Linked DNA regions of Homo sapiens: region 2 is linked to region 1. Evidence: chromatin contacts called from ENCODE Hi-C or POLR2A ChIA-PET data. All regions are on one chromosome and are shown on one strand. Each heading gives the region's core, a stretch centred on a gene start or an enhancer-like site at or near the end of the contact. The rest is flanking DNA. Distances are from core to core; before and after follow the strand shown.

Region 1 (2,744 bases), core at 35-2,534:
CACACACCCCTACACACACACCTAGTAGCACTATCTCATCTACTACCTCTGTTTATTCACACACAGGATTCAGTACAAGCTACCTGGAGCTCTGCCTCAATCCCCTTCCCTTTTAGGAACATCGCAGAAAATTGAGCTTGTCCAGAGATAGAGTTTTGTTTTATTTGTGATCTTGTCACTGGTGCCTAATGAAGACGTCATGTTTGAACACAAAGAGATTTAAGATGTGGGATTCAGCAGACCCAGATTCTACTCCTGGATTTACCACTTAAAAATCTGGCCTTTCAGTCGGGCGCTGTGGCTCACACCTGTACTCCCAGCACTTTGGGAGGCCGAGGCGGGTGGATCACGAGGTCAGGAGATCCAGACCATCCTGGCTAACAAGGTGAAACCCCGTCTCTACTAAAAATACAAAAATTAGCTGGGCTTGGTGGCGGTTGCCTGTAGTCCCACCTACTCAGGAGGCTGAGGCAGGAGAATGGCGTGAACCCGGGAGGCGGAGCTTGCAGTGAGCCAAGACTGTGCCACTTCAATCCAGCCTGGGCAACAGAGCGAGACTCTGTCTCAAAAAAAAAAAAAAACAAAAACAAAAACAAAAATGTGCCTTTGGCAAATATCTTAAGCTCTAAGGCCTCAGTTTCCTCGTCTGTAAAATGTTAACAACACCTAACTTTCAGGGCAGTTGCGAAGGTTAGAGAAAGTAAGAACCAACAGAAGATACTGTAAGTGCCTTGACTTGTTGGGGTTCGGCTTGATGCACTGTCATTCCTTGCTCTGTACTAGTTTTACTAAAGTAACAAAGAGACCTTGGAACAGAAGAGAATTGATCTTGGGTAATTAACTCTCTCAGCTGCACTTTTCCCATCTACAAAGTAGGGATAATAATAGCATCTATCTCATAGAATTGAAAGGATGAGATAGGCTCATGAAAGCAGAACATTTGGCACTATGCCTGGCACATGGTAAGCACCCCAGCATGTTAGCCTCTGTTATTTTTTCCTAGATTCCAAGTTGCCAGCAAAAGGGCTTTTTCTGGCAAATCTCTGTTCCCTTCCCAGCTACCTACTCATTCAGGGATTCCTCTCAACACTGAGCTCCCTTCCCAGCAGCCTGACCCACCCCCACTCTATTCATCTCTGCTCTTCATCTCCAGATGAAGCAAAAATCTGGTAAATATTACACTTACAAGGTAACAGGTCTGGAATGCTTGGCATCCCAGGCGGAGTGCAGTTGCTTCTTGGCACCCGGACACATATACTCTGCAGCCTAGGGCCAAACTACATTTGGCTGCTTTGTGCAATTCAAATAAAGATATTAAAAATCTTCCAACTCTATAAACATTTGTACTATTTGCTAATCAAAGGGGTTAGCTAGGAAAAAAAAAACAGGCCATCTAAAGAGAACTTTGCATGCTGATTACTGTTGCCAGTTTCAGACTGTAAGGAGCTTAGCATGTGTGTGCACCATGTGAGTTTCTAACTTGGTGTGATAGCACAGTGATTTACACATTTTAGGCCAGGTGGAATCTACTTCTAGAGTGGAATGTCCGTCCCCAAACACACAAACCTAGGCCATTTTCATTCCAGAGTTTGTGCCCTTAATCATTACACTGTACTGCTGCTTTAGGGACACATGATTGGTCACCGACTTGAGCTTCCAATGAATGCGAGTGAGTGCTGACGATGGCAGCGACTTTGATAGGTAAATGTCTCAGCTCTACTATCTCACAGCTTGGGCAAGTTATTTAATCTCTCTCTGCCTTGGTTTCCTCACATGTGAAACAAAGAGAGTAATAATACCTATTATTGCCAGGATCAAATGAATATCGATGTCTCTAAAAGTGTTTAGAAGAGTGCCTGGAGTATATGAAGCACCGCATCGGTATTATTATTGTTGTTATTGTTATTATTGACTAAATACCAACTGTGGATAAAAGGAACTAGACATAGGTACTTATCAAAGGGTAACTGGTTCCTTAAGTAAGTAAAAGAAGTTAAATGCAATTGGATATTTTAAGACCCAGCTTCCTCCATTAACTAAAAGCATGTGAAAGAAAATGGTAAAATAAGATTGTATCACAGCCAGCTGACTTAAACTTTGGTCTACCCCGATTGAAAAATCAGGACTGACTGAACTTCTCTCAGGCATGAGAACAGAAAAAGGACACTGTTTTCAACTGGCTTCATCTTATCTTCCAGGTATTTAACCTCAGAACTTTTAAATAAAACCTCCTGTCAAATGACAACCTTGAGAAAAAATATGAAAGCTAGATTTGAGCATTAGAGAGGAAGAAAGACAGCATCAAATTAAAGAAAAGATGTTCCAGGCTCGCAGAAGTAAAAAAAAAAAAAAGAAAGAAAGAAAGAAAGAAAAAGAAATAAAATTAAAAAATAAAGAAAAGGTACTGGCCGGGCACGGTGGCTCACGCCTGTAATCCCAGCACTTTGGGAGGCCAAGGCGGGTGGATCATGAGGTCAGGAGATCGAGGCCATCCTGGCGAACCACGGTGAAACCCTGTCTCTACTAAAAATACAAAAAAATTAGCCAGGTGTGGTGGCGGGCGCCTGTAGTCCCAGCTACTCAGGAGGCTGAGGCAGGAGAATGGCGTGAACCCGGGAGGCGGAGCTTGCAGTGAGCCGAGATCGCACCACTGCACTCCAGCCTGGGTGACAGAGTGAGACTCCGTCTCTAAAAAAGAAAAAAAAAAAAGAAAGAAAGAAAGAAAATGTACCATGTGTTCTCGG
Region 2 (2,844 bases), core at 69-2,568, 45 kb before region 1:
ACAATATTGTGGTGAATGTACTTAATGCTGCTGACTTGTATACTTAAAGGATGGTTAAACTGTAATGTTTATATTATGTATATTTTATCACAATAATTTTTTTTCTAATTTTAGGTGTGAGAGAGACAGCTACAGAAGAAATAATACGATAAAAAGTTAGAAGAATCCTACACTCAGGTTGCTCAGCAATTGTCCTTAAACATCTCTACTTCAGAAAAATAAAAATAGAAATTGTAGATGATGCACTATAAATGTGATTTATACAAAACAAAATGACATGGATTGGTAATTGGCACATCCATGTCAAAGAAAAGTCCTTGGCCTTTCACAAAAAGAACTCAGCCTCAGCATGTGAATGTGTATGTATACATCCATATGTACATACATATATATTTGTTTTAAGTTTTAAAAATTTAAGGTTTGCATCTCTCTCTTTCTGTTTCTCTCTCCTATGTTTTTCTAATCCCTGGCTTTAACTGATTTTTTAATCTTTAACTGACCAACAACTGTTTCTGATTGAATTAGAAAAGGGGGCTTCTCATGTATTAAAAATAAGATTTAGCTGTCTTTGGCTTAGCTGCCACCCACAGTGATGTTTGAATGCCACCTTCATTACATTACTGATATATAATCATTAGATATAATATGTGTGAAATACCCACATATCGCCTTCAGCAAGGCTCCAAGCTCTTCATTGAATTACACAACTCCCTACACAAAAGCATCCATTCATTTCTCTGCCATTGGAAAGCAGCCAACTGGGCAGTGGATAAAGGTGAAAGTCACTGATGTTACCCAATAGTTTGAGGGGGGAAAAAACAAGTAGAAGTCTAGATGCAAAATTATAGCCAGAAGAAATCTTAACCTTAAAATAAAAATGCTGTAAAACAACTCAGGACTTGGGTTAGACACTAAGGGCAACATCTCTTACACGTCTATGAGACATTGCAAAGAGTTATAAGAAAGCATTGGGAATTCAATGTTACTTTCCAAATTCATACATCAACAGATCCACAGGAGACCATGGGGCTATTCAATCAGACTTCTAATGCAAAGGGAATTTAACTATAGTGCTGTAGAGAAAAATTGACACCAGGTTCATTAGTGTGGGCCCATCTTGTTTTTAAATGCATTTAATGTTTTTAACGCTTTAAATATGTTTAATCATTAAATATCTTTAAGTGTGTTCAGTGTTTAAATGTATTTAAATGTTTTAAATGTTTGCAGTGACTTGCAAGTAGTGATGAACAAATGATGAATCAAACATTCACTCTGCTGGCTGTGAGCACGAGTCTCTCAGATCTGCCTGACCTCAAGTCATTCACTTCAGCATTATGAAATACTGGCATTGGCAAGGCACTTTGAAACCATCTGCTTCAATCCCATACAGTTCATTCTCTAACATCTCTTTGTCTAAAGGCCTCTCATGACCGTGAACTCACTATTTAATGAGAAAGGTCGTCCCCCTTTTGGACAATCCATATTGTTGAGATTCTCCATTATCTTGGACTTAAAATTTCCATCAACTAGTCTTCCTTAATAATAGCGCCATTGCCTCATATTTGTACAACCATTGTAGTTTTTCAAATATTTGAACTTTTTGCCATGTTTTTAGCCCTTCACAGAAATCTTGTGGGATGAACATCATGGCCCTTATTATCTGCATTCTAAAAGAAACAGAAGACCAGGTCGGGCACGGTGGCTCACATCTGTAATCCTAGCACTTTGGGAGGCTGAGGTGGGCAGATTATGAGGTCAGGAGATCAAGACCATCCTGGCTAACACGGTGAAATCCCGTCTCTACTAAAAATACAAAAAATTAGCCGGGCGTGGTGGCTGGCACCTGTAATCCCAGCTACTCGGGAGGCTGAGGCAGGAGAATGGCGTGAACCCAGGAGACGGAGCTTGTGGTGAGCCGAGAACACACCACTGCACTCCAGCCTCCGTGATGGAGCAAGACTCCAACTAAATAAAAAACAAAAACAAACAAACAAACAAACAAAAAACGGAAGCCTGAAGCACTTAGGTGTGTTAACAAAGCCCTTCAGGAAGAGCCTGGACTAATGTCTTTCCCTCTTAATACCAGTGGAGAAGGCTTTCCAATATTGTTTTTCGCCCTCTGGAGCAAGATGTAAAATTCTTTCTTTTCCATGTCAGGCTCTAGTCACAAGAGGTGGCTTCCCTCAACTGATCCCTTTAAGGCAAAAGTTCAAGGTGTGTCACCATCCTTGTTAAAACCCTTTCCAATGTCTTCTTAAAATTAGTTCCTCAACAAACTCCAGATATGGTCTAACAGAATATGGAGATATACAGAACCTGTCAAATGTGAAGAGGGGAGTAGCTATTGCTTCCCTTGTTCTGGTCACTACTTTTAATGCAAACTATTTACTTTTGGCAGCAGCCACAACACATCATTGAGTCACAGAAATTTTTTTGTAAAATAAAACCTTTGTTCTTATTCACAAACTGTTGTTAAGTCAGATTTTTCCACTCCAAATCCTTTCTGGAATGAGGTGGAATAAAGAGAAAGAAATAATGCAAAGCAAGAAGGGAGGAGGGTTGGTCTTTCTAGCCCAGTGGTCTCCAATGTTAGCCTGCTTCAGAAACATCTGGAGTGCTCATTAACACAGATTGCTAAGCCCCATCCCCAGAGCCTCTGATTTAATAGGATGAGGTGGAGGCCCAAGAATCTGCATTTCTAACAAGTTCCCAGGTGATGTAGAAGCTGCTAACCAGGGATTACTCTGAGAACCACTGCTGTAGCCTGTATTTATATAATTCATTTTTCAAACATAAATGCAAATTACACATATATATCTGTTAATGTTGAACTCTATTATCTGA

The links. A loop is a pair of places that touch in the nucleus more often than their neighbours do. ChIA-PET counts read pairs that join two places held with the same protein, here RNA polymerase II (POLR2A). Pooled maps may share reads with other maps.
Region 2: a map of PC-3 shows a loop between it and region 1 (2.3-fold over the local background). The contact joins two enhancer-like sites. A Hi-C loop is called at or near these places in 7 of 168 maps with a recorded cell type or tissue (Calu3, HepG2, MCF 10A and 4 more) and 2 of 50 pooled maps. POLR2A ChIA-PET finds 5 or more read pairs at or near these places in 3 of 52 experiments (MCF 10A, activated B cell and activated T-cell).

What each region holds. Positions count from the first base shown.
Region 1 is chr1:218,379,096-218,381,839 of GRCh38, reverse strand. All of the region lies in intron 1 of TGFB2 (transforming growth factor beta 2), which reads right to left. Among named protein-coding and RNA genes, the nearest start is that of TGFB2-AS1, 35 kb to the right of the region's middle. Within about 2 kb of position 1,284, at least 7 of the 41 ENCODE cell types and tissues checked have a DNase peak (open chromatin) inside an H3K27ac peak, as active enhancers do; they include PC-3 and PC-9, where a contact is called at or near this core.
Region 2 is chr1:218,424,350-218,427,193 of GRCh38, reverse strand. The region is part of intron 2 of TGFB2 (transforming growth factor beta 2); the gene reads right to left. Among named protein-coding and RNA genes, the nearest start is that of TGFB2-OT1, 17 kb to the left of the region's middle. Within about 2 kb of position 1,318, at least 6 of the 41 ENCODE cell types and tissues checked have a DNase peak (open chromatin) inside an H3K27ac peak, as active enhancers do; they include PC-3 and PC-9, where a contact is called at or near this core.